7 separate regions of the Mus musculus genome follow, and all the other regions are linked to region 1. A link is a loop called in an ENCODE intact Hi-C map of the cell type or tissue named here. Cell type or tissue: heart. All regions are shown on one strand. Region 1 overlaps Cdh13 (cadherin 13). Region 2 overlaps Cdh13 (cadherin 13). Region 3 overlaps Cdh13 (cadherin 13). Region 4 overlaps Cdh13 (cadherin 13). Region 5 overlaps Cdh13 (cadherin 13). Region 6 overlaps Cdh13 (cadherin 13). Region 7 overlaps Cdh13 (cadherin 13).

Region 1 (4,000 bases):
TGTTATTTGACTCCAAAACAAACAACAGCTATATTAGCGCAATTATGATGTCAACACACACACCTACATACTCTCTCTGCTTTTGAAGCTTGGGAGAATAGAAGCGAAAGCCCAGGGGATGTTGAGACTTAGGATGTGTGCTTAGAAGCCACTCTGTTCCCAGGCACGATGACTGTTACAACCAGAATGAACCTGGCCCCCATCTTCCAGACAGGAAGTCATTTCCCAAGAGAGTTTGAAACGGACAGGATATACACCATCCTTGTGTCTAAGGATAGCCTGACAGGAGTCACCTGCTCCTCCTCCGGGAGACAAGGAAACGGAAGGGAAGGGCTGAGACATTGGGAGACAAAGCAGGAGAACCCAGGCTGCCATGGCGGTGCGGAGCAAAGACCCCTTTCTTAGAATGAAAGGGAACAACTTTGCCATTCATCCATCCTTGTCCTCCTGGGACCACACCCCATGATGCTCGGCGGCACGGGACCTGCATATGGCTGGAGACCCTACAACACACCACATGGCTACAATATAACCCAGAAGTTCTGGGAGAAGCCTTCAGCTGGAGTTTCTGAAACGATTAAACCACTGGTCATGGGTGACCTAATTCTGCCTGATAACCTGAGCCCTGAAGGCTGCTGTGACTGTCCCCAAAAGTCTCCCACCTCCTCGGACTTCGTCACTGTACCTGGAGATAAAGATCACTGCCACCTGAGGTAGAAGCCCATACTGAAGTGGGCTGAGTGTGTGGCACCCAGAGTCTTCACCTGGATATCATAGGCTTCTAGCAGAATGACACCCTATAAACTAATCCTGGATCCCACAAACATCAACGTGGTACTTCCTACTCATTAATGTGTGCAGGCAGCACCTTGAAAGACAACTCACTGACTCTCATTCCCCAGGTCTCATAACCTGAGTTTCCAGGGTACAGGCACTCCCTGGTAGACCTCATTCTCTTCATTTAATATCTCCTGCTTATCCCCCAAATCCCTTTGATACTTCACGGAAGGACAGTGCGACCACAGCTCTTGTTTACATTAGACATCGTTGTGTTTGTCAGATGTATGACACCAGGTCAAACATGTTAGGAGACGGTAGAACTTAAAAACTTTCAGGAAAACGATGCGGCTTGAGAGAGGCCCTGATTCAGGAGGGTCTGCTACATGCTGGGCATTGTGCCAGGTGTTCACAGAAAGAACCCCGTTTTACCTTGTATGGAGAGGCGCCTCCTATTCTCTGTACCTTGTGGAAGAAATAACAGCAAGATGAGAGAGGGTTGCCCTGGCTCGCACGGCTCAGGGAGAAACATGGCTGCTGAGATGTGTGTGACAGGGTTGCTATTTTTTAGTTTGTCTTCTTCTGATCCCTGAACTCTTAGCCACTGAGCTTAGAAACGATTAAACTCACCAGACCCCCACCTCGGTTCCTTGGTTTTGCAACCTCACATATATCCCATGACAGGTTTGGGGAGAGAAGGTGGGGCCTTTCACAGACACAGGCCAAGTCCTCCCTGGTTATTGTCACAGCCTGTGGGTCTAGCATCAAAATTTTCCAACAGTCAGCCTTCCCCTTGGTGCAAACAGCTCACCTTTGGTACACACTGATCGGTACTTTCTCCTGTTCATAAAAGGTTCCGAAAGCCCTTAAAAGAACTCAGAGGTGTATCCATCTTCCTGGAACCAAGACCCACAATGCTTTGGGACATGGAACCTGCTAGCAGACAAGGACCCCACAACACAACATGTGGCCAACAGCAGATGCCTCTCATGACCATGGTCTGACTTTACTGAACTTTACTGACTTTACTGAAATTCACATAGAAAAAGGGCAAGAGAGCCACATGCAGAGCCCACAGCCTCAAACACAACCAGCAACTCTGAATTTCCTCCTTCCTCTTCCTTTTTTTTTTAACATAATTTTAATCGATGGAACCATTTGCATGTGACACCAACAGAATAGCACAAACTTGGGGAGCAGCCCGCCAAGATGGAAATCCCAGCTGGCAACGGACAAGCGGTCCGTGCTCACAAGTCAAATGCTTTTTCCTCATTAGGAAATAAGGCGGTAATATAATTTACTTATCAGCTGTTCCCAGAATCGAATTACAGGAAACAAATTACATGCTTAAAACAAGTCCCCGGCACAGAGTGCATTCACAGAGGGTTTGTGGTTTGTGTACCTGCGACGAGCAACCATAGCGATGGCATGAATACCGCAGTTCCCAAGGAGACTCGCATTCCCAGCATCCATGGCTTTTTCTGTATTTACTTTTTCAATCACATCTGGGTATTTAATTTTATACATTTCCTTGATTTTTTTTTCTTTTACCATGGCTCTGAAGGCACACCTGTCCTAATGCATGCAAACACTTCAGAACAAGGACACCATATGTGTTTGTCTTCTGTCTCTTGTATCTTGTCTTGAATATTCCCATGTAACTACTCTGTTTCCACACAAGATTTCTTCATAGTTATTTTATAGATTTGTGTTCTTTCTCTCTCTCTCTCTCTCTCTCTCTCTCTCTCTCTGTGTGTGTGTGTGTGTGTGTGTGTGTGTGTGTGCAGACAGTGCCTGTGGAGGTCAAGAGAGGGCACTGACTCCCCTTGAGTTGGACTTATGGGTGGGTGTGAGCTGCTCAATATGGGTTTTGGCAACCAAAGTCAGTCCTTGGAAGAGCACCAAGTGCTCTCGACCACTGAGTTCCCACTCCAGTCTGCTGCATCTTAAATGCTGCAGGAAGCTGCCTTCCTTGACACCCTGATGCCAGCACCCCTCCTGCAGTTCACTATTTAGCAATGCTCCACCCTCAGGGCCAAGGCCCACATTGTACAAAACTGCACTAACTCTTCCAGATTTCATCAGGATAAATGTCTAAAAGCAGGATTATCTTGTCTGAGGGTTTGTACTTATCACGGTGACTCGGAACACAGGCCTCTGAAAGCCAGGCTTGGCCTCAGGGTTTTGACCTCCTCCGAGGTGCCTCTGGTATCTGTCTCATTGGTCTCTGGAACCCAAAGAGTGACACAGGCCCGGTGGCTCTGCTGATGAGCTAGGGGGCCCCTCACTGTTAGGCTCCACTTTTGTTCTCCCAGAAGCACCTGGAGCCACACTTTCTCGGGTTTGATGAGGCACAGAAATAATTGGCTCGGTGGGAAGAAATCACTCTGAAATCCATATCTCTATGCGCAGGGTGAGCAGGCACCCAGGACTCACTTGATAAGTAGCGATCGTTTCTCTGTCCAGGGTCCGTGTCACGGAGACACTGCCTGTGTTCTCATTGATTCTGAAAGTTCCTTTAGGGTCTTGATCCACTCCCTTCCCGGTGAGCCGGAACTTGGACCCTTCGGGTCTGTCGCTATCGACTACCTGTTCAGAGAGACAGAGTGACATTTAAGACGGTCTGAAAGGCATGGAGAGAGCCCGCCATAGACACCCCACACATACACACACACACACACATCCCTTGGGGACCAAACCACTAGTGTCAGGTGCCAGCGCAAAGCTGCCTGATCAACCAAGATTAGCCAAAAGCAACCTTGCCCAAAATAGCATCATCATCGCTTAGCTTGGTTCATGCAAATGGTTACAACTTACAGCTGAGGAAGCTTAGCAATAGTGGAAGCCCTGGGTAATGGAGCAAGGCGGGCGGGTGATGAGGAAACTTGCATTGTTTCTAATGGAGGAAGGAGATTTGGTTTTCTCTGCAAGCAAGGGTAAGTGTAGGAGTTGTTTATCTGCCACACACTGGGCAGGCACTGAGCAAGGTTTATACTTTGTTGCTAGTGCTAGTGACCACACGCCTCATGGCTCCCCTGGGTGCCAGGCTCTGCTGAGCGACTCTCATGAACCTCTTTATACTTTTAAATGGTGCTTGGAATGGGACTTTTTTTTTTTTAATCATCCTGAGTTTGTTTATATAATGGATGGAACCACAGTGGTCTGCAAGGTGGCTGTGGTCCCTGCTCTTAAACAGATGAAAGTGAGATTCTAAACCACGTTG
Region 2 (4,000 bases), 410 kb after region 1:
TAGACCCAGCCGGGTCTATTCAGATCACTGCCTAAGTGGTGTGACAAGAATTTCCCAAAATCTTGGGTTAGGTGTCATATCAATAATATCTGCCCTTGAACTGCATCAAGACCCAGTGACAACAGAGCCTGTTCTCTCTAGAGCTTTGTGTCATGGCACACAATGGCAATGCTTGTCCTGTGGCCATATCTGTCCTTGCTCCCATTGTCCTTTAGCCACCGTTGTCCCACTGGGCTTTGTATGGATGAGAATGTAAGGCCTGGGCTCTCTCAAGCCACTGTGGTATTGAGCAGTGGGTGGCACATCTCAGCCAACAACAGCTGGCACCTCCATTGTTTTCACCTCATGGGGAAAGCTACAGCATGTTATTCCAGAGACAAGTCGGTGTTTATCTCATCTGTACTTCGTGCAGCTTTCAAACCGAAATTTAAAACAATGGTCAATGACTCATGCTAACTACGTGGTCAAGAATCAGATCCACCACACCCTTGTTCTGGGTAAGGAAAGGTTGATGACGTCCTGTCCCCAGTGGCCACCCAGTCCTGGTGAAAAGAAAAAGATCCGCATTCAGCCTCTTGGGGTAGATGGCCCCCAGCACATGCAGACACAGCCATGTCAGAAACCTGGCATGCTTCTGTTACCCGTGGAAGGAGAGGGTGCCATACACCCCAGCTTTCCCCCTTTCCCCAGCCTGCTGCTGGATCCCCTCCAGCCTCATATAATGGTGACTAAATACGTGTCTCAGCAGGGAAGCTCCAGGAGACCTCTCAGCCGCAAAGGCAGAGTCTGTCCTAATACAGCCCGTTATCAAACATCTAAAGCACAAGTTCAGAATTTGTATCAGCCCAAGAATCCTAAGTGGACCTAAAGATCAAAGGATGGAAAGAAAATTCATAAGAAGGATCAACCCGGGGAAAGGTGCATTTCCACCGGAAGATGGCTTATCAGTCTCCCACACTGAGAGCATAGCTCCCAGAGTATGCAGCCTGGAACAGAAAACCTATCCTGTTGCTCCATGAACTACTAAATGTATGGGTTATTGTCTAAGAGGGTTTTACTGCTGTGAACAGACACCATGACCAAGGCAACTCTTATAAGGACGACATTTCACTGGAGCTGGCTTAGAGGTTCAGAGGTTCAGTCCATTATCATCAAGGCGGGAGCATGGCAGCATCCAGGCAGACATGGTGCAGGCAGAGCTGATAGTTTTCCATCTTCACCTAAAGGCTGCTAGTGGAAGACTGACTTCTCAGCAGCTAGGCTGAGGGTCTTAAAGCCCATACCCACAGTGACACACCTACTCCAACAAGGCCACACCTATTCCAATAAGGCCACACCTACTCCAACAAGGCCACACCTATTCCAACAAGGCCACACCTATTCCAACAAGGCCACACCTACTCCAACAAGGCCACACCTACTCCAACAAGGCCACACCTACTCCAACAAGGCCTTACCTATTCCAACAAGGGCATACCTCCTAATGGTGCCACTCCCTGGGCCAAGCATATACAAACCATCACAGTTACTCAAGAGTTCCCATCCTAAAATCAAGAGATCAGCCAAGAGCAGGGCATGGTAGAATAGACCTACAATCTCAGCACCTGGCAGGGAGTGGGGGAGGCAGGAGGATCATTAGAAGTTTGAGGCCAGCCTGGGCGACAGAGCAAAACCCTGTCTCAAAACCAAAAACAAAGAGAGTTGACCAGGAAATGGAATAGATTCCACACACTCCCTCCACCGGGCCACAGAGGGCAGTAGAGACTACAGTGCTGATGAACCCTGCCTCTCTCTCCATTCAGATGATTGAGGGCATTCATCTATTAGTTGAATTACACTGGGTATGCCTCTCTTCCGTCCTGGAACCTGGGCTTCCACTGTAAAAGGGGGGTGTGGGGTGTGCTTACCTCTTTCTCTGGGAGGCTGGGAGGACCAGGAAAAGGACACATGGCACACCAGACAGATAAAGCCACTGTGAGTTAACACCAGGAGGGCAAAACCTTTTGCATCTTTCTCAGATTCTGCATCCCAGAGCTCAAGAGCATTTTTGTTTGTTTGTTTGTTTGTTTGTTTGTTTTTTAAACTGTTAGACCCAGAGAAATGGCTCAACACGTAAAGGCACTGTCACAAAGCTTGGAGAACTAGGATCCCACCCTAAGACATGTGATAGAAGAACCAACTCCTGAAAACTGTCTTTTGAGCAATATATATATATATATATATATATATATATATTTTATATATGTCTTTTGAGCAATATATATATATATACATACACACACATATATATACACACACATACATACATATATATACATACACATACATACATACATTTATATACACATTTATGCATGCACACACACACATACACACACATGCTAAATGCACAAAGTAAATAGTAATACATTGAAATGTTTTATAAAAAAAATTATTCTGTGCCTAGACCTGGATTTGGTAACCACAGGACCCAGCCTGCTGCTGTCTTAGCTGGCTACAGAGTGTGTGAGCCAGGCAAATGGACATTGCAATCAGACACCAACAGATCACCAAGGAAAGACAGGGGCTGAGTTTCTGTACTCTGAGACCATCCCTGGCTTCTCTGTGGAATGGGATGAGAACTCTACTGTAGAGGAGACGGCATGGAGCACTCTGTAGCTATTATTTTTTAAGTCCTAAATCTTTCGGAAACAGATTGCTTTTGTGTCGATGCGGGCTGAGAGGAGTGGGTTTCCACTCTCTACGAGAAAAGACGCAGGCAGAGCGATCAACTTGGAAGAAACTAGAGTCAGGAAAAATTGGTTTGAATTATTCTACGGCTTAGATAAAATACCATAACTGCTTTGGAGTTCTGAGACATGGCGCCGAACAGGCTTCGAATTTACAAGTTGTTTGCAAAGATGTCACAACAGCACTGTTCCACTCAGTCAAAGAGAAATTAAGCCCCCGAGACAATACAACTTGCAAGAGTATTTTCTGAATGAACCAAATGTGTTGCACGTGGCTTGGACCAGACCTAGAAGCAACTCAATGGTTCACCAGTTTCCTGAAGAGCTTGCCTCTGGGGGTGAGGGGGAGAATTTGAAAGGATCTTCATTCCTAGATGCCCCAGGGGAAAGGAAAAGGAATAGAAAAGAAGAAAGTATTTTCTAGAACACAAGTGCAGCTGTTTGTTTGTTTCCGTCTTCACAATGCTGGTGAATGGTAGGAAGCATTTTTTTGTTACACTTATCTCCCTTTTCCTGTCTGGGTAATCTAAGGGGCTTCTAGCAAGGAGGTAGTCGTACTGCCACCCAGCAAAGCCTGGCCACCCAATCCAGCAAATGCTCCGACTTAAGGGCACTCGCTGCTGCCTCGGGCTGTCCCTTTCATTCTTGACTCAAGGGGAAACTAAACTGAGGGGCCCATCTTCCAGCCTAAACAGTTACCCTGAGATGCCTCCGAGTCTTCTATAGTTCCTCACAGGCCTTTCAACGCCTTGGGAAAGGGTCTGGGGAACAGCCTTGTTGATTCTGAGCATCTCAGTAGACAGGAGGGAAGAAGCTGAGCGGAATGGAATGAGAGATATCAGTGCTTGCTCGGTTACTATATTGGGTCTGAATATTTTTCCAGGGGTCTGACTTTTAAATGATGTGGCCTAGCAGGGGTTCACTGAACATGGGCAGACTGACACGGAAATAAGAATACTCATTTGGGAGAATGGCCTTTGCTACTTGAGGTACCAAGCTCAATTGGATAATGAAACACTGGGAACTCAGCAGGGTATTTTTTTCACCTAAATAAAGAACACTCAATTAAATTCTTTTTCATTTGGACAGGAGGGGTGGAACAGTTTTTTTTTTCCCCTTCCTTTTCTACACAAAGTATCTTCTTGGCTCTTGGCCCATAATTTCCCCCCTTCTTATTATTGCCTCTTGACTCCTCCTCATAGTGCACAGTGAGTGTCTTCACACCCTGCCTTCTCACAAGTTGATGGAAAGTTCCCCCATGTTGCTCTTGG
Region 3 (4,000 bases), 210 kb before region 1:
GATGATACGCGTGTGGCGAATACAGGAGAGAACTTCTCTTTGATATACAGTGAGCTATTGACAGACCAAGCATATTACCTGGAAGTCAACAGCACCCCCACTTCCAGTCAGAGCTGAGCAACAGCCTCAGACGGCGGCAAAATGTGTTCCGGGCCCTGCCAGCCACATGTTCTTGCCCAGTGGGCGTGGCTTCTGTGGCACTGGACTTCTTGGTAAATGTCACTGGATTTGTACTGTTCCCTTTACGCCACCATTTACGTTGAGTGCATAAGTGTGTGTTTGTATTTGTGGTGGACAGATATATGGGAGCCAGGAGTTGGCAATGGCTTCCTTAGCCACTTCCACCCTTCTTTAACTTCTTTGTGAATGACAAGATCTGTCACTGAGCCTGGAACCCACCAACTAGGTTATGCCCTAGGAAGCCCCACGTTCCCACCTTCCCAGAGTGGGGCTCACAGGCACACAGCACCACTCCTAGCTCTTGTGTGAGTGCTGGAGACAACTCGGGTCATCACGCTTGTGCTGCAAGCATTTCGCTGATCGGTCTCTCTGTGCTTTTATGGACCAGCTCTTGCCTCATGGAAGCATTTAGGATTTTTGTCCCCAAGGATTGGACAAACATTTTAGTTGGAAAGGCTTATTATAGAACATTCTAGAGTATTGTAAGAGCAAACCACATTATAGATGATCGTTTTTATTTGAGGCATGTAAGTAGTGATACCTGCTCACAGGGATGCCACTGGCCAGTCTCTGTTCCTGTGGTCAAGTCTGACAAACAGACCCCAGTCCCCTCTAGCACAGGGCTGCGGGGCTGTGGAGGTTCATAACCAGGAGTGTTTTGTGTCTTTTCTCTACCCCACCTGCCATGCATCATTCTCCACACGAGGAATCCTGTCTTCGCATGTTCTTGCCAAGGCCACCAATAACCTTAAGTGATTCTGTCCTGTGTCCTTCCCTCAGAGGCTCCCTGGAGCCTCCCCTGCCTCAGAAAGATGGAGCCAGTAGTCCAGGCCAGCTTCCTCAGGAACATGAAGCCAGCATCCAAGGCCAGGTTCCTCAGGAACACAGAACCAGCATCCAAAGCCAGCTTCCTCAGAAACACAGAGCTGGTATCCCAGGGCAGCTTACGGAGGAAGATATCTTTTCCACTCATTCCTGCCTTCTTGCCTCCAAAAATCCTAGTTATTCTAAAAAAGTAGCAATAACCACGAGGGGCTTATCAACAGTAACAGCGGCCACTGTGCCCAGGCTCACAGGGAGCTAGCCACTCTTTCCAAGCTAAGCACAGAAGACTTGGCACGCATGACCCCTTCAGCACTTCCCCAGATCAACCATCTCCAGTGGCCTTGCCTTGTGCATTATTAGGCTTTCCCGTGGTTCACAGCACACATTAACTCACCGGCGCCATTATCAAGCATATTGTGGCATAAACACTGTTAGATGTTTTGAGGGGGTCGTAGAACAGATTCCTTTCCCGGCTTTCTAAACCCCGTCAATGCAGGTATATGGCCACCAGGTGGCAGTAAAGCACCACTACGGAGATTGTTTTGCCTATCTAAAGGTGGCCACCAAGATCCTCTCCTTTTATTATACACAAAGACACACTTTTGTTAAATGCTTAAGCAGCCTAGTTTAACTCCAGGTAGGGCACGTGACCTAATGACATCATCACCGTATTTCTGATTCAGTTACTCTTCGGGATATGAGACAACTAGAGTCCACGGAGTTTGGCTAGATAGTGGAAGGTCTTCTATCATTGACTCCCACTCCTGAGGGGAGGAGGAGGAGAACGGGGGGGGGGGGGGTGGAAGAGGAAGTGGGAAGGGAGGGGGGAGGAGGAGGACAAAGAGGACAGAGGCACAAAGCAGCTCCGGAGTTAGATGGTTCCTCTCTCCACACTTCCAGGGCTTGGCTTCCCATCTTCTAGATCTAGTGACCTGCCTGTGTCCACTTTCTGCCCCACCCCCACTCCCTACCCTGCCCAAGGCCAGGGATGCCTGAAGACAGTTTACAAAGCTGGAGGCTATGAAGGCTAGTGGTGGAAACTTGCTTCCTTAAAAGCAACTGAAAGTCACACCTCCCTGGTAGATGTTTTGTTCCATGGAAGTTTTTGAGCACAAAGCTTGAAGCACAAAACTTCAAGAAGGAGAGAGGTGCTCTTTTGGGGGCTGTTACCACTGCATACCCAGGGACTGGTGGCTCTAAGCTTGGTGTCTGGCTGTTCTGCAGACCCAAGTCCCTTCCACTCTACTGCCCACCTTTCCAGCTAACACTTCAGGGAAGACAGGCTCTCAAGTCAACACTAAATATTCCTTCCTTCATGAAAACTTGTAGCTGCTTCTTAGGACCTTTAGCTAGGAGATCTAGAAAGCCAACTGTGTTTCTTAGCTAAGTGATGGAGAGCCTGTTCTGAATTCTCATGATAAAAGGAAGGGCTGGGGGAAACATGATTATCTTTATCATCAACAAAAACACACTGTATGTCTGTAGTGTGTGTGTGTCTGTAGTGTGTGTGTGGTGTGGGGAGAGAGAGAGAGGGAGAGAGAGAGAGAGAGAGAGAGAGAGAGAGAGAGAGAGAGAGAGAGAGAGAGAGAGAGAGAGCGCAAGCACTGGGGGTACGGCTCAATGGGCAGGAACATTTGCTGTCAAGCATGAGGCTCCAAGTAGGGATCCCAGCAAACACTAAAAATGCTAGGTTTGGCTGCATGTGCATCAGGAACACAATGTTCCAGGTGTGTGCAGCAGAGGCAGGGGGATCACTAGGGCTTACTGGGTACAACACAGCTCCAGGATGAGTAAGAGACTCCAACTCAAGGGATATGTTAGCAGAGAGTGCTAACATAGCATACCCAAAGTCTTCCTCTGGCCTGCCCAGACACATGCACGGCACACACTTGTGAGCATACACCCCATTTACATATTCACATAGATACCTCCACCATGCTCACATATGCATGTACATAAAAAATAAATACATTAGGAAGAAGGAGGAAGAGGAGGAGGAGGAGGAGGGGAAGAGGAAGAGGAAGAGGAAGAGGAGGAGGAGGAAGAGGAAGAGGAGGAGGAGGAGGAGGAGGAAGAAGAAGAAGAAGAAGAAGAAGAAGAAGAAGAAGAAGAAGAAGAAGAAGAAGAAGAAGAAGAAGAAGAAGATCATTTGTGGGGAGATGTGAACATCACCCCTTCCCTACTGTCAGAGCAGCAAGGGAATTGAGTCCCTGAGTAGGAGATGGAGACCAAGGAGGGAGACTGGACAGGTGAGATTTTAAGGTGTGGTGTTTGTGCATATGTGTGTGTGTGTCTGTGTGTGTGGATGTATCTGTGTGTGTATGTGTGTATGAGTGTGGATGTGTCTGTGTGTACATGTGTGTATGGGGGGGTATATACATGTGTGTGTCTGTCTGTGTGTATGTGTTTTATGTGTCTGTGTGTCTGTGTGTATGTGTGTGTATATGTCTGTGTGTCATGTGTGTGGGATGTGTGTATATGTGTGTATGTGTCTGTGTATATGTGTGTGTGTATATATGTGTGTGTGTGTCTCTGTGTGTATGTGTATTTGTCTGTGTGTTGTGTGTATATTTAAGGGTGTGTATGTGTCTCTCTGTGTGTATGTGTGTATATCTGTATGTATGTGTGTGAGTATGTGTCTGAGTGTTGTGTGTGTAGTATGTGTGTGTACATGTGTGTATGTGTGTGTATGTGTATATGTGTCTGTGTATGTATGTTTGTCTGTGTATGTGTGCTGTGTGTGTCTGTATATGTTTGTCTGTTTATGTGTGCTGTATGTCTGTGTATATATGTGTGCGTTTATGTGTATGTATGTATGTATGTATGTGTATATGTGCATGTGTGTCTGTGTGTATATGTGTGTCATGTGTAGTGTGTATGTGTATGCTGTGTCTGTGTGTCTGTGTGTGTAACATGTGTGGTGTGTATATGTGTGTGTGTTGGAGAGGTGATGGAAGATGAAAGCAGGAGATAATATTTTGGGGGCAGAATGGGA
Region 4 (4,000 bases), 150 kb after region 1:
ATGGACCAGGAGATAGCCACGTGTTGAGGAAGAGATACAGCGGCCAGAGAAGAATAAACATCGTTCTAGAATTTGCTGGCGGTATGGAGGGAACTACTCATACTTGAATTGAGCTCTGGTACCCCAACCTCTTTGCTTTAACATTGCTGGGTTTTGTCTGTTTTGTACCGTACTGGAGATCAAGCCCATAATGAGACTGAGGTCAGCACTCTGCCACTGAGCAAGCTAGCTTCCTCTCCAATCCACAATAATCCTTTATCTGATTGATAAAGAAAAAGCCAGCCTGCCCTCCCCACACATATATATCAGATGTGCAGATTGGTCTTGGTTCTCCAATAACTGGAGCAGGGGCCATTCCTGACTCTGTTGCCTGTCTGTGGATCCCCATTCACGTAACTGGTCAGCCTCGTCTGGCCTCAGTGGGAGAGGATGTGCCTAGTCCTACAGTGACTTAACAACCCAGGGGGCCTCACACTTCTCAAGGAGAAAAGAAGGGGGAGCTGTGTGAGGGAGCATCTAGAGGAGAGGAGGGGACTTCAATTAGATGTCAAGTGAATAAATAAATTAATGGGAGGAAAAAGAGAGAAAAACCCAAGTTTTTCCATAGTCCATAGCAAAGATGAAAAACAAATAAAAAGAATTCTCAGAAAGTTCTGGCATTTCCTTTTATAATTGGCCATTACCTCAAAATCCAGAAAGCATTAAACTTAAAATTATCAAGCCTGATTTGAATTTTTAAGAAAAAAAATTCATGGATCTGAAAGTTTTCTTGTTTTTAAAAATAAAATTGCCCGTGAGCCATGACAATTTAAGACACTCTTTGTTAAAAAGAAAAGAAAAGAAAGAAAGAAAGAAAGAAAGAAAGAAAGAAAGAAAGAAAAGGGATATCTGTAAGACATGTCTCCTACCAGTTTTAATGTCTCCAACTCTAGGGTTATTATATTAATTATGTTTCTTGTCACCAAGTACTTGACAAGAAAGAACTTGGGAAAGAAGGGTTTATTGTAGTTTTTGGTTGAAGGGGGTACGGTCCATCTTGGGAGGGACAACATGGCAGAGGACATCCCTGTGGCAGTAGGAAATTGAGTGGCTTGCTCATACTGTGGTCAGTGGGAAACAGAAAGACTTGGGTGAGACCAAAGCTTAAGCTCTAACACTTAGTGAGCCCCTTCCTCCAGTCAGGCTCCACCTTCTAAAGGTTTTACCTTCTGCTTAAACAGCGCCACCATCTGGGGACAAAGTGCTCCAACACATGAGCCTGTGGGGGACATTTCACACCCATACTACAAATGGACATGTCCAGACAGCAATTGCAATGTCACAAAAAGGCTCTTCTTCCTCATTATCGTATAAGATGCACATAGGTGTCTGTGACCAAACCTCGAATCTGTCCTCACTGGCCCATCCTAGAGCAAGAGGTGGCCTGTGCGAAGGGTATCTCTAATTAGCTCGAGCAAGCCGTAGGATGGTTTAAGCAGAGCAGGCTGGAAGGGAGGTCAGACGGGCACTGAAGGCTCTGTGTGCCAGGCTAAGCACTGAAGACTGCAGTCTCAGCTCTGCCCTGGGTTTGCTCATTCACCAAAAGGAGGCGCTCCTGTTGTTTTCTGTCACTCACCTCAAGATTTTTAATGAAGGCACGCTCTGGTCACTCTTATATTAAGTTGAAAACTCTAAGCATCAGTTTGCTAACTTGTTTTAAGATCAAATCTATGCCATCACCATGGCAATGCGGATACATTGTATCCTCATCATTCCAGAAACATCCCTCAGACCTTCTCAGTCATCATCCTCCCTAAGGTCCCACCATGCGGGCTGCCAGAGACCTGCTACTGGCCATGGGCAAGCTTCCTCTTTCTCGTTGGCTTCTTTCACCCTCAGTCTGGTCTGTGTTGGCTCTTGAGCATGATAACAGGTTTTGTTGCATCACCAAGCCATCTCTTGATGCTACTTTAAGCTACTATGAGTACTGTTATGAGCACTCTAGTATCCCCTGGGGAAGGTGGCCATACATTTATTTTAGATTTACCTCTGATTATGTTGCTAAGTCATAGGATACTCAGCCTTGCAGTGTGACAGCTGACACAAGGTATCGTCATTCTCCAGATGTCCTTTTGGTGTGTGTGTGTGTGTGTGTGTGTGTGTGTGTGTGTGTGTGTGTGTGTTATCTTCTGGTCTCCCTCCTATATATCTCCTTGTGGATTAATAATGTCGGAGGTCTTAACACTCAGAAGTCATTTCAAGGTGCTTTTCTGTACAGGGGCTGTTAAAGTCCCCTCCCCACTTTTAAACTGGTTGACTGCCATTTCCTCAATCATAAAGGCGTCGTTTGTTGCTGTGGGCAAAGGTCCCAGGCAGGTACGTGCATGACCTAGGCTTTCCCACTCTGCAACCTGCCGTTCCTCTTTTTCGGTTGCTGCCGTTTGAGGAACGCAGGCTTGCGTGCTCACTGGTCTAACTCATCTTCCTGGAGGTTCTTTTGCATGGCATTGCTTTTCGACATGTGCTCAGGTCAGCCCCACTGTGACAAGGTGACACTGGCTTTGGGAAGGGAGCCGAAAGACTCCTTTCTGAAAGCGTGAGAGCTGGTGTTGTGGCTCTGAAAGTTCGGGAGAATGTTCCATGCAGTCACCTGGCTTTGGCTTGGTCTTGGCTCACAAGCGCTTGAGGTCAGGAGACACAGACGTCTCTCTTTGTTCTTCAGTGCACCGAGTTTCTATACCGTTCAGAGGATTTGTCAGTTTCAACTTTCAGATTGATTTTCAGGAATAGCCTCACAGGGGCTCCTTGCACTTTCTATAACTAGTCAAGTTTCCTTTTACACCCCATTCATTTCCGACTGCCTGCTCTCCGTCCTCCTTCCCAGGGGCTTTGCGAATTAGGCATCTCTCAGACAGCCGAGCTGCGGTTTGGCTGGGGTCTCTTTTCTCCCTGATTGACTCTCACTATCCCTTTCCCTTCTCACTATCTCTCTCCATCTGCTTTTGGAGCTAAGTCTGCTACTCTCTGGCTTTTCCCTGCTTTAGCTTCACCCGGCAAGCCTCTCGCATGGCGCCACATTTTTGTTACATTCTGCTCAAAATATTTCTGCCATTATTTCTTATTTTTATTTTTACCCATGGCATGTTTCAAAGTGTACTGCTTAGATTCTTATGCATGCAGGCACCTTTGGCTCCCACTGTTGCTAGCACCTGGATTATATGCTTATGTGCACAGTTCTTAGAAAATATATTCTGCAGGATTCTTTTTTTTTCTTTTCAACTGTTTAGACAGATTTTAAGATCAGGACAGTATAGTTGTAACCATCCCAGGATTACCTGAAGAGGATGTACATCTTGTAGCATCTCAGTGGACCACATGCACTGGGATGTGCCACTGAACTCTACATGGCCTCTGCTCATATTTATGTGGCTTTTTATATCAGCCCACAGAAAGATGCTAAAAGCTGCAACTATAAGTGGGGTGGGCTCTTAGCTCTTATGCATGTATAGTCTTAGCACCAGGGAGGATGAGGCAGGAGAATTATCCATGAGTCTGAAGCTACCCAAAGTGATCCGGTAGGTTCAGTCTGGGATACAGTGCCCTGTCTCAAAAAACAAAAAAACAAACAAACAAACAAAAAAAAAACAAAAAAAAAAAGAAAAAGAAAAAGAAAAAGAAAAAGAAAAGAAAGAAAGAAAAAAAGCAACAAACAAAACAACTGAATTTCCAGATGTGACCCTGGGTTTTTCCATTTCTGCCATTAGCGCTACCTTTTCTGTTGGTTTTGATATGTACTGATAGATGCAACATAGTTGAGGATCACCCTCTCTGCCTGCTGCCTGGCTCTGTTACAGTGGTCTCTCTCTCTCTCTGAAGCAGTATTTCTCCCTGGAAGTTCATTTCCTCTCAGAATAGCCTGGATACCAACTTACCTTTGATTAATATGTCACAAGCAAATTTCTTTAAATTGTTACCCTTTAGTCCCCCTTTAGTTTACATTGAAAATATATTCATGGTGAGC
Region 5 (4,000 bases), 340 kb after region 1:
TTTCCATTTTTTATTAGGTATTTAACTCATTTACATTTCCAATGCTATACCAAAAGTCCCCCATATCCACCCACCCCCACTCCCCTGCCCACCCACTCCCCCTTTTTGGCCCTCCACACCCTCTTTCTTGACCTCCAGTCTTGCTATCTAAGGTTGGAAGGAGAGTCACCTAGATAAGCACCCTGACCTGTATCTATGAGATAGAGTTAGAAATAAAAATTCACTGTGTGAGGTCACGGGGTTGCTCAGTGCCTCAGCCTTAGCATAGCCTTTTCTGCCGGGGATGCAGTGTGACTACACATTGTATTATAGGTATGCTTTGGTGTGGGAATCACTCCTTGTTCATTTTTGTGTTTGGTTTGTGTGTGTATGCATTAGGAGATATAAGCAATGAAGATGGAAATCTGAAGAATACAGTACTTGTAGTGGTTGGGTGACCAATAGCATGTCCATTCTGGATGCTGGGCAGAGGTTGGGGGAATCACAAACATGGTTTCCCCTAGGGAACTCAATGACCATAGATCCCTGGGATATCCAGAAGGTCTGTCTAAGCTGCTTGTGAACAAGGCAGGATGTTACACTTGGTAACTTGGTGTTCCCATCCTGGTGAGGTATGCAGGCAGCCACCCAGGTGAGCTGCTTCCTAACTGTATTTCCCCTTTCCTTGTACTTCTCATTGGATGCTGGGAATAGCCCCTCTTTCAAGTCTGAGATGAAAGCAAAAAATGTTTTGGCCGAATCATGATGAGTTGGGGGCTTTGCATGGCACTCAAAAAGACTCGGAGAAGGAGCTCTGCTGGGTACATGACAAGAGAGAGTGCGGTGCCGTGTTTTGATCCCAGCAGCTTGTTGGAAAATGGCCCTTTAAAGAAGAAAGCAGGTCTAGTTAGCAGTAAGGAGAGTAGAATAAAAAGAGTTATTTGGATGTGAAGGAAATAAAAGGCTTCCGAACAACTGAAGGGAGCTTGTATTGGAGTGAACAGTGAATAAAATATTAGGGAAATAAAAGGAGCAGGGTGACCATTAGTAACAGTTAAAGTGGAAAAAGGCAATTCACTGGGAAGTGAGGAAGAAGATTAAAAAAGGGATAAAAGGAAACGGTGCTGTCAGAACCAAGAAAGCAGGAATAAACGCTCCCAGAACCCGAGACAGCCGAGAGAAAGGGGTTGAACACAAGCCCAGGGGACAAGCAGATGAGCTTCCCCACCGAGTAAAGGGACAACACTTCCAGACAACTTCATAAAATCCTACGGCATGCGATCGATGAATGGATTGTGCTGTACTCTGCCTTTGGAATGTAAAAACTCACAAGGACTTATAACCAAACTTTTTAAAATTGTTTTTAAAAAAATATCCTTTCTGTCTCTCTGTCTCTGTCTCTCTCTGTCTCTGTCTCTGTCTCTCTCTGTCTCTCTCTCTCTCTCTGTCTCTGTCTGTCTCTGTCTCTCTCTCTGTGTGTATGTGTGTGTGTGTGTGTGTGTGTGTGTGTGTGTGTACACCATGGCACCTGTGAAAGCCAGAGGAGGCAGATCTTTCCTTCCCCTACATGGATCTCAGGGATGGACCCCAGGCCCTTAGGCTTGGCAGTGATGCTCCACCCCCTGAGTAATCATGCTGGTCCTATAACCAGATTTCCTAACTATTACAAATACAGTAAACATATAAACTGTACATATCATAAACAGGCAGGCCCAGGACCCTATCACTCACCTACTCTTTCATAACCTCTGGCACCCATACAGCGTCAGCTTCTATTTCTGTTGCGGGAAATAATAAAAAGGAATGGCAAGTTTCCCACGCTACACCCAGCTACTCTCTGCACTGGTGCGCTGCACTGGTGGCAATGGCCAGCCTGTTCTTATCTCATGGAGAGTCTCTGACTCAGAGCTCCAAAATCTCTCCACCCAGGGCACTAAGTTCCCACTGGCCAGTCACTACCACACCAGCCCCATGCTTCAAATCCCCCATGGCCTTTGTGGTGCACATCTCGTAAAACCATGCTTAGCCGCCATACCTTTCTCTCTTGAACCCAGTCGAAACACCACATGAAGGAAAATGCCACACCGACTTAGTTCAGAAAGAATGGTAACTCAATTGCTGGACACAACAACTAGAATCCTAATCTTGTAAGCCATATAAAATCTAAATCTTCTGGTGGCAAATCCTGGTGGGCCCACCATTGAAACTGGGAGACACCAGCAGCTACATCTTGTCCTTACACTATCCCCATCCAAAAAACCCCGAACTCTCTCCTGCTTCCCCTTATCCTCCTTCCAACCTGGAAGTCCCACCTAGTTGCCCAGTGATTGATTTCTTTATTTATTAGGGGGAGGTTCACAAGGAGTCACATGAGTCTGTGACTCATTTCTCCTTCCAGACAACCCTTCCTGGAGAAGCAGAATTAACATCAAAATACAACAGCACCAAGGCCATCCACAACATATTTCTGCACAGCAAACACTTTCATTTATCTTTAAAATGTAAATTCATGGATCCAAAGTTGTTTTTTTTTTTTTCCCCTAACTTTCTGGCTCTGATCAACTTTTACTTTCCATTTATGATCCAGGAATTAGTTTCTGCCAGCACACACACCTCTCACCTCTCACCATTGGCTCTTCACACTTTTTCAGAGACAAAAGGGGTTTGTGTTGAATCTTCTGAGATGCATACAAGGCACAGAGAGAAGGTTTGGGGGTTAAGAGAACATGATGTTTCCCCAAGACTCAAGTTTGTTTCCAAGCACCCATACCACAAATGCCTGTAGCTCACAAATGCCTGTAGCTTCCCTTTGTAGTGGTTCTCAACCTGTGGGTTGCCACCCCTTCAGGAGTCAAACGACCCTTTCACCGAAATTGCCTAAGAACCTCAAAAGAAAAAGAACATTATGGTTCATAACAGTAGCAAAGTTAGGCTGGGTGGTGGTGGCGCATGCCTTTAATCCCAGCACTTGGGAGGCAGAGGCAGGCAGATTTCTGAGTTTGAGGCCAGCGTGGTCTATAGAGTGAGTTCCAGGACAGCCAGGGCTATACAGAGAAACCCTGTCTCCAAAACAAAACAAACAAACAAAACAACAACAACAACAACCCAGTAGCAAAGTTAAAATTATGAAGTAGTAACAAAAATAACTTTATGGTGGGAGTCACCACCCATGAGGAACTGTAGTGAAGGTCACAGCCTTAGGAAGGTCAAGAATTGCTGCTCCAATGGATGTGATACCCTTTTCTGTCCTGAGAGGGCACCTGCACTCAGGTGTGCATAGCTCCATACGGACAAACAGGCACAATTAATTAAAAATAAAACTTTGAAATTGTACAGAAAAGAACTTATAAAGAGTAAGAAGAGAGAGTAGAAGTGATTGGGGAAACATTGGTAAAATATTAAAAGGGTATTTCCATTTAATATTCTCAGCTTTGACATCCCTCTTTGGGTGAAATAAACCGGCCGTGGTCTCTCTTGGAGACTCCGATTTTCTTAAACAGTTTAAAACAGGCATTCTCCAGTGTCTACAGACTTTCTTGCCCACCTAGACACAGTTAACCTCAACCACAGACTATACTCAGAACAAACTCTATTCGTTGTTTCCTTGAGAGGAAGTTACAAGTACCTAACTGACCCTGCTCCTTGTGTTCTGCCTTAGTGACAGATGTGGACAAGCAGTCTCACCTCAAAGGCTAATCAGATTTTGCTGACCCAACATCTCACACACAAACATCAAATTTTAAGTTGTGACTGATTCCCGTAAGGCTGGATTTCCCTGTGTGTGTTGTCATAGGTAGCAAGCCTAGTCTCATTTAGCATTTAGCAGCTTACACAGGCTCAAGGGCCATAACCAAGTTAATTACTTGGGGGATTAAGACAGAGCATGCACACACGCCCCTCTGATATTGGAATGTACAGTATGCTGCAGTTTAAATTAAAAAGACCCCCTAAACTATGATTGTTCCCAGCTTCTTGGTGCTGAATTGAAAGCTGTTTGGTGTCATGAAGATTATAGAAGCAA
Region 6 (4,000 bases), 420 kb after region 1:
ATGTGGTAAATGGGATGTGCGTTCAGACTCCAGAACATATACTGTTCTGCCGCTTCATCCATTCCGAGTTTCATTTTATTTTGTTTTGACGCCGCGATATGTGCCAATAGATTGGACACGTCTGCCTGTATACGCAGACAAAATGAAGAAGCAGAACCCACTCATTGTAAAAAGCACAGACTCTGTTTCTGGAAGGACTCTACACGGGCATTCAACTTGCCCAGACAGAGATCAGCCGAAACACAGCACAGCCTTGGCAGCCAGACGATGGGGCCCATTTTGTCATGTGAGACAAAGGCACTCTTTTTTTAAATAAGCATTTGTATTTTATCTTATAGACCTATTCATTCTAAATAAGCATCATCAGGGACCACTAGAAATCGTGACTCCTCACGTGGGCTCTGCCCTGCTGATTTACTAACCAGTGACAGATTGGGCAGCTGAGTGTTTTATGACTCTTGTCTACCGCCCCTTAAGATGATGGCATCCTGATTTGGAGACGCAAAGAGGTGTTACGAGCATGCCCAGGCAAAGGCATTCTCAAAAGTGATTTTTGTATCTTCTCCATGAGGAATGCCTTGTTCTACATATTGTAAGCTGCCTACAATGTTTTTTGAGATTAAAAGACAATACCAACAGACCAACAGCTGGATGGGGTACTACTGCACACTTGCAATTGTAGTCAGGGGCTTGATTTAAGGATAGCCTGGGCTACACAGAGAGACTTGATTAAACACAACATCACCCCCTCTTTCCGTCATTTCTCTCCAGCTACTAGAATAATAGCCCTTGAGTTCTTAGCTCTCAAAGGAAAAGAAGGAAGATTTGCCCTCCATTGGGAATCTATGGCAGGTTTTCCTGGCTTTTGAATTGGTAGAATAGAATGCAAGATTATAAGCAGACACATCTTAAGCAAGATGGTATATGTCATTGAAGTGAAGAGTGTGATTAATTAGTAATTTGCTATGAGTGATTTATCTTGTGCCTCCCCCCACTGCTAGAACTGCCTGCTGTGGACATCAGGTGTACAGCTGCCTCGTGCATAGTGATGAGGGTTCATGGCAGTGCGGGCTGAAAGGGGAGCTGACTTCCATGGAACCTTTGTCTTTCTTAAAGAGCCAGTTTTTATTAAACAGGCTTGAAGTCAAGAAGGGACCAGGCCCACAGAGGAAACAGAAGAGCCTGTGCTGTCCAAGCGTGTTCTCTCCCCAACCCCTGCTCTTCCCTCCCCTCCCCTCCCCTCTCCATGAGTCAGCTGCAAGTCTGCATCCCTGGGTGCCATTTTGGCCTCGCCTCAATAAGATAGTCACTCATCTTCCTACTTTCCCATTGTTACTTGCCAGCCCCTCAGTCAGTCCCCACCACACCATCTCTGTCCTGGATGTCTGAGGTAGCCTCCTTACAGTGGCTTTATGAAGTAGAGACTTTTCCCAAGCACGGCTCACTATGTGATGTCCAGTTTAATTCTGAAGTGGTCGGTCAGTGGTTGCCTTTTCTGTTCCTGGCTACCCAGCCACAGTCTCAGTCCATAGACACTGCTTCGGTCTCAGCCAGGGCACATCCCCTGCCTCTTTACAAGACTCCGTGGCTCAGCCATGTATGTCTAACACCAGCATGGAGATCTAAGGTTTAAACTTTTCTTCCCAAGGATTTTCCATTTGTTGGTCTTAGGTCTTCGAATGGCCCCTGCCACACTTCTGCCTGGGTACATCTGTCTCACCCGGATGTCCCCAGATTGCATGTCACTTCTGTCCAGAAGCCTTTCCTGTTTCCACTTGCTCTAGAGACAGTTAGGAGCTCCCAGGGTATCCTGTAGTCTCCACTGCAGGAAGCACTGAAATTGTAATTAATTCTACAGCTAGCCATTAACACTGCTTCTTTTCCTCCCCTGGCCTCTAACTGTAGAAAGAAGGACAATGGATGTGTTCATAACAGCTGCATCCTTAGTCCTAGGACAATGAAAGGTTCACAACAGGTCCTCCATAAACAGGGGGTTTACAGGAGGAAGGGAACACCAATAGCTGTTGCCCAAATCACTACTCCTTCCTTCCTGGGCCCACAACTGGACTACATTTCCCAATAGCCCCCACAGGCAGATGTGGCCATGTGACCAAGGGACAGCGACTAAGTAGGCCATCAGCAGCAGGCAGAGACCATGTGCATCTGTGGTACATGCACCTCCATGGTATTTCTGTGTCCTGGCTAGGCAGGAGGAGGCTGTCCTGAGTCACTTGGAAAGCTGAGTGTTGGAGCCCCCCAGCAGTGGAGACTACAGGATACCCTGGGAGCTCCTAACTGTCTCTAGAGCAAGTGGAAACAGGAAAGGCTGGACAGAAGTGACATGCAATCTGGGGACATCCGGGTGAAACAGACGTACCCACGCAGAAGTGTGGCAAGGGTCATTCGAAGACCTAAGACCCCCAGCAGCCTGGCTTTCTGAATGATTTTTAGAAGCAAACATCTGGGCATGTTCCGTTTCCCAGAGCTGTTGCATGGGTAGGATATGAAGGACTGCTGTGCTACGGAAACTCTGGAGGCCTTCTCATTGCTGGGATTGGCCTCCCAGAGCGGATGTATTAGTATTCAAATCAGGTGTTGGAAATGACAGAGAAAGGGGTGTGTCTTCCCAACATGCCTCTTAATATCTCACACAAATCCAACAGTTCCTATGGGTTTCTGATAACATAATATCAAAAGAGATTGGTAGATTTATTTTTGGAACAATCACCAATTTGTTCCTTCCCTTCACTGTCTCAATGAGCAATTATGAACATAGTGTGAGGAAGAGATCCCCAGTGCTTTCTAAAAGCAGTGTTGTAGTTTGTGGGGTTTGGGGTAGGGGTGGGGGTGGGGGTGGAGAAGATGGGCACACGACTGGACTACATTTCCCAACAGCCCTCATGGGCAGGTGTGATCATGTAACAAAGAGATGCCACAGCTATAGGACTCCTGAAAGCAGCCACAGATCCTGAGAGCTTGAGTTCTTTTGTAAGTATCTGTGATTGTCTTTTAGAGTCCTCCCTCTTCTGTATGTTGAGTGTAGCAGCACCAAGTGCAGGCATGTAAGAGTCTCTGGGTTGTGAGGGAAGGTGGACTGGAGCAATTGAGGAGGTCAGAAAGTCTCACCAGGCAAGCAAATCCCTTTAGAGAGAGAGAGCAAGAGAGTGAGAGAGAGAGAGAGAACTTTTCAATAGGTAAAAGTTCTTCTCTTTGTCCTTGGGAATTTTATTCAGTGGTCTTAGAACTGGGGAACTTCCTGCAGTTGCCTCTCTGTGCCCTCATGGTCTGAGCTCTTGATTTCAAGATGTGAGAAAGACAGGTTCACTCCATGATGCTAGCTTCGCTTACCAAGTTCATCTAGCCAAGTTAATGAGGGATGATGGAGCCCCTTAGCACCCTCGCAGAGCCTAACCAGTCAGCAGACTGGAGCTGCAAGATCCAGGCATTATCCCCACCTGGACCCCTGCCCCTAGAGGACGCCTGCTCCTTGAGCTGATGATGCCTTTGGCCTTAAAGGGAGAGCACAGAGCATGCCCTGGCTCGGAGGCATTCTCCCATGCTCCTGAAGCTGGCTCCACAGGCAGGAAATGCACTTGGATGCCAACTGCAGTATCAGAAGAGAACATTTACTCTCACTGAGCCACACCTGTTGTCCACAAGCCCTTGTTTCCGATCTGTTTAATCTCTGCGGAGGGAGGAGACCTGTGGGTCGCTGGCATTTTTGGCAATGCCTGGCTTACAGCACCTGGGAAAGCTACAAAGTCTGTGCTCTTGTTGGGAGGAGGTGTTGCCCGAGTAACAGATGCTGGGCTCCAATAGAGACCCAGAGGCTTCTGGGAAAGGAGTTTGAGCAGACCGCAGTACAGAGCTGTACAGAGCTGTACAGAGCTGAAAGCCAAGAGCAGGGGATTAAACAACAGTTTGTTCTTCCTGGCCCCCTGAAGACACCGCAACAGGAAGCAGGCAGCCAGAAAGTAGGCTGAGGTTCACCCTAGGGGTA
Region 7 (4,000 bases), 500 kb after region 1:
ACATAAAAGTGAGCAAATAGCTAACCCAGTTCCTTCGAATTTTGATACCTTAAGCATGCTGGGAAGCAAGAACTCCCTCCCTACTGGGGAGTACAGAAGGCAGACACCACATCGTTACCGCACACTCATTCAGAACAGAGCCAGTAAGACTCCAGGTTCACCAAGAGTGGACTCACAACGACACTCCCTTACCAGGGCAACTCAAGGGCAATTCTGAGTTATCCACCTCTCTTTCTGTACTTGTTTTTGTGATGGTTAAATTTTAATCATGGGTCAGACACCATTCATAACCATATGGGAAGAGAGTTTCCATGACAGATTATTCACATTGAGTTGGCCTGTGGGCATGACTGTGAGGGATTGTATTAAGTTAATTGACGTGAGAACACCTAGCCCAGTGTGGGCAGTACTATTCCCTAGTCGCAGGGTCATAAACTCTATAAGAAAGGAAAAAGCAAGCAAGCAAGCAAGCAGGCAGGCTAGCATACATTTATTTCTCTTTGATGATAAAGTGTCTCTAACTTTCCTGAGTTCTTGACACTGTGGCTTCTCCACAATATGACCTGGAATTATAAGTTGAGTAAGGATGCCCTTTCTCACCCTGAGCTGTATTTTGTCACAGAAACAAGCATGAGACTAAAATGCTACTACATGATTAAACCATGATGCATGTGAAACACTGGCAAGATCCATGAAGAAGGAACTCTTAGGCATATACTTGGTCTAAGAGATGGTCTTAGACATATACTAAGCTAAAGAGGAGGGTAAGAACACTGGTAGTTTTTCCAGGGGTCTTGAGATCAATCCCCAGCAACCATATGGTGACTCATGACCATCTGCAATGAGATCTGGTGTCCTCTCCTGATGCACAGGCATACATGTAGGCAGAAAATTGTATACCTAACAAATAAATAAGTCTTAATAAAATAACAAAGAAAAATAAATATACTCAGTAAATATATATGGGAAAAGAAATATATCACAAATACTAAAGGTCTTAGCCAAGGATGCAATCAAAGAGGACACATCCAGCATGCTCTCCCCTAAATGAGAGTTTTTAAGCCATAGCAGGAGTTATAAGATGAGGAAAGAAATCAGAGCAAAGAGACTATATAGTTCATCTACAACAAAGAGGAGCCAGGCCCTGAGGGGACTCAGTTAAGGGCTTGTTGTGCAAGTCTAAGATTCTGTGAGTAATACACAGAACCCCCTTAAGACAGCTGGGTATAGTGGAATGGTGCTTATAACATTAGTGCTAGGGAGGTAGATATGGGCACATTGCCAGGGCTTGCTGGTCAACCAGTCTACCTGAACTGAGACTCAGGCAGTGAAGTCAGTGAGAGAGACCGTCTCAAAACAAAAACAAAAACAAGCAACAAATAGTAGATAGCATCCTGTGATTGTCTTCTATCTGCCCCCACCTCCACACACACCACCACCACCACCACCATCACCACCACCTCCACAACAAGAACAACAGAAAGACCTTTGAACTAGGGCAATGTTCACACGAGTGAAAGAGAGATGTGGTTGCCATGTACTTCAGACATAGGGTCAGGAGGATTTATCAGCTCACAGGTTATCAAGGAAAAGGAAGAAATAAAAAAGTACTCAGATTTTCTAACTTTGGAGGTTGAATGGGGCTGGTAATGCCATTAGCTGGGAGGAGAGGGGAAAACAAACAGGAAGAGGCAATGACTCAGAGACAATGAGTCTCTGCTGGGCCACACAGGGCTGAGGCTGCCCACGAAGCTACAGGATGGAGATGCCCGGGACTAGGGAGGGGCAGCATTTGCTTGTACACAGCCTTATATGGACGTCTTGAACACTAGAATAGCGTTACAAATTGAATCGATATGGATGGTCACTATTTGTGGGGTTGGGAGGCAGCGGGGCTTGGACATTGGGACGTCATAACTGAAGGCAATTAAATGCTGTCAGCAGCTGCCCTGCAGGAGATCTTGCAGGACAAAGAGAAGACTCAAAACAAGGTGAAGAACCACTCCTAGGGCAGGACTTGCGGTCTCTGAGCCTTTGAGAGGATTAGATATGGCCCACATTCCAGACCATTAGTCCCCAGGGAAAGGGCAGCCAGGATTCTCTGACATCACATATGAAGGGCAGTCCTCATGTGGCCCTGACTCTCAGCTTGTTTTTCAGAGTTCTATCTTATGGCTCGCTCTGTGCACGGAAGAAGTTCCGGGTCCCAATGATTGAGAAAGTGTGGCACACTCCAGTGAGGGCTGGGGAGATGGGTTGGGTGGTGAGGTGCTTGCTGGCTAAGCACAAAGACCTGAGTTTGATCCCCAGAACCCACCCGATGAAAATTCAGCTGTAATGTCAATCTTACCGTCTTGGTACCGAGGAGGCAGAAACAGGTAGATCCCTGGGGCTCACTGCCCAGCCTGCCACACCTATTTGGTAAATTCCAGGCCAATGAAAGATCCTGGCTCCAAAGAACCAAGTGGATAGAACAATATCAGAAGCTGACCGGCCTCCACAGAAGCACACGTGTGTGAACACACGCATGCACACACATACACACACACACACACACGCACATGTACATACACACACACACACATACACATACACACACACACACACACACACATGCACATACACACACCCACACACATACACACACACACACATACACATACACATACACACATACACACACACCTGTGCACTATTTCTTCAGTACACAATTTATCTCCTCTTTTTTAACCTCACTGCTCCCAGTTTATTCAGTTGTATTTCCCTTTGAACTCATAATGCCACGCCCGTTTGTTACTACCCATAACAAGCCATAACTAATGTGCATAAGCTACTCTGCACGTCAGCCTAGGAAAGACTGCCCTGAGACAAATTTCTACAGTAAGCCAACTGTTCCACAAGCCAGTCTTAGCTTGAGAGTAGATCAACAAAACTCCCTGGAAGCATAGGCATGTGGGGTCAGCTAACGGGTGGAGTCATTTTAAATAAATCTCTTTTCACAGGACTCCTGAGGCTCCTGCTAGCATCACTCTTGTGAGGCTATATGAACCACCTCAGATTAGATGGTCTCCTCCTGACAGCTGAGTGACATTTGACACAGACAGGTGACCATCTCAATATCTTGTCTCAGTTGCTCAAGTGCATTGTCTGACTCCAGGAGAAGAACGGTGACGAAGGCTGTGCTTGTGGACTTAAGTCCAAGGGTGTGTCATGTTTAGAGATAAGTGTGATCCCAGTTAGACTTACGTTAAACACGGCGTCTAAAAAGGTCTTTATAGAAAAGGTTACTGTGAGGGTTGCTGTAAGGCCCACAGAAAGGGCAGCCATGCTGAGGCAGGGGAACCTGGGATGGGGCTTGAGGAAGCACTATTTTGCTGTCTGCCTTGCTTTGGATGCTCTTGAAATTAGCCTCCAATCAACCCAGGTTGAGCCAGAATTAGCATAATGTGTCGCCTCACCAACTGTGTTTGAATGCTTCTTCTTCATTCCACTAGTCCTCAGGGAAGCTCAACCCCAGGGGCAAGGGAGACAGAGAGCTGGCAGGAACGGCATGGGTGAGCATCTATACCCTCCCAGGCTGGACCCAGGTTCATCCAAACACTTCACCTCTTTGAAGGTGGAACAATGGTTGTCAGTTCCCTCTGCCCTTCAGCAACCAGGCTATGGAGTGGAGCAAACCAAATGGCAAGTGGCAGGTGTCCTATTGTCAACGGGACATTATTTGGAGTGCAAACATTTTCCTTTCAAGCCATCAACTGACAACCTATGACTCAGAGCCATCCCAGTTTTGTATAGCCTGCAAACAAAGGATGTTTATAAGGGATTGTTAAAGACAGCGCAATGTATAGTAAGAAGGGGAGAAAAAATAGAGACAAGGAAGAAGAAGGTAGGCTAGGGTAGGCATGGGGTCTGCAAAGCCTGGTACATTTACTATCTGTCCCTTTTCAGGAAAAGGTTTGCAGATCCATCTTAAGTCCCCCGCAAAGCCCTTTGCTCTCCT

Evidence for each region. A loop is a pair of places that touch in the nucleus more often than their neighbours do. Peaks named below come from ENCODE experiments on the same cell type or tissue, not always from the same donor. Only the 100,000 strongest peaks of a DNase experiment are listed, where the experiment ranks them.
Region 2: it touches region 1 in a loop (4-fold over the local background); 8 of 42 quality-filtered maps call a loop at or near these places.
Region 3: it touches region 1 in a loop (4-fold over the local background); 7 of 42 quality-filtered maps call a loop at or near these places.
Region 4: it touches region 1 in a loop (2.5-fold over the local background); 3 of 42 quality-filtered maps call a loop at or near these places.
Region 5: it touches region 1 in a loop (3.0-fold over the local background); 2 of 42 quality-filtered maps call a loop at or near these places.
Region 6: it touches region 1 in a loop (4-fold over the local background); 7 of 42 quality-filtered maps call a loop at or near these places.
Region 7: it touches region 1 in a loop (2.4-fold over the local background); 2 of 42 quality-filtered maps call a loop at or near these places.

Annotation. Positions count from the first base shown.
Region 1 is chr8:118,851,085-118,855,084 of GRCm38, reverse strand. Cdh13 (cadherin 13) reads right to left here. Exons shown (of 14, transcript NM_019707.5): 5 at 3,214-3,366. Among named protein-coding and RNA genes, the nearest start is that of Gm31893, 200 kb to the left of the region's middle. In heart, no CTCF peak of the experiment used is centred here; DNase peaks (open chromatin) are centred at 204 and 2,004.
Region 2 is chr8:118,441,318-118,445,317 of GRCm38, reverse strand. The region is part of intron 1 of Cdh13 (cadherin 13); the gene reads right to left. Among named protein-coding and RNA genes, the nearest start is that of Gm24035, 17 kb to the right of the region's middle. In heart, CTCF peaks have their summits at 567 and 1,753; DNase peaks (open chromatin) are centred at 517 and 1,777.
Region 3 is chr8:119,062,256-119,066,255 of GRCm38, reverse strand. The region is part of intron 6 of Cdh13 (cadherin 13); the gene reads right to left. Among named protein-coding and RNA genes, the nearest start is that of Gm31893, 6.8 kb to the right of the region's middle. In heart, a CTCF peak has its summit at 1,511 (motif pointing right); no DNase peak of the experiment used is centred here; H3K27me3 peaks cover 661 bases.
Region 4 is chr8:118,697,457-118,701,456 of GRCm38, reverse strand. The region is part of intron 3 of Cdh13 (cadherin 13); the gene reads right to left. Among named protein-coding and RNA genes, the nearest start is that of Gm24035, 270 kb to the right of the region's middle. In heart, a CTCF peak has its summit at 1,569; no DNase peak of the experiment used is centred here.
Region 5 is chr8:118,507,421-118,511,420 of GRCm38, reverse strand. The region is part of intron 2 of Cdh13 (cadherin 13); the gene reads right to left. Among named protein-coding and RNA genes, the nearest start is that of Gm24035, 83 kb to the right of the region's middle. In heart, no CTCF peak of the experiment used is centred here; a DNase peak (open chromatin) is centred at 1,820.
Region 6 is chr8:118,431,816-118,435,815 of GRCm38, reverse strand. The region is part of intron 1 of Cdh13 (cadherin 13); the gene reads right to left. Among named protein-coding and RNA genes, the nearest start is that of Gm24035, 7.2 kb to the right of the region's middle. In heart, no CTCF peak of the experiment used is centred here; DNase peaks (open chromatin) are centred at 1,765, 2,045 and 3,575.
Region 7 is chr8:118,348,096-118,352,095 of GRCm38, reverse strand. The region is part of intron 1 of Cdh13 (cadherin 13); the gene reads right to left. Among named protein-coding and RNA genes, the nearest start is that of Gm51555, 16 kb to the right of the region's middle. In heart, no CTCF peak of the experiment used is centred here; a DNase peak (open chromatin) is centred at 1,725; H3K27ac peaks cover 923 bases.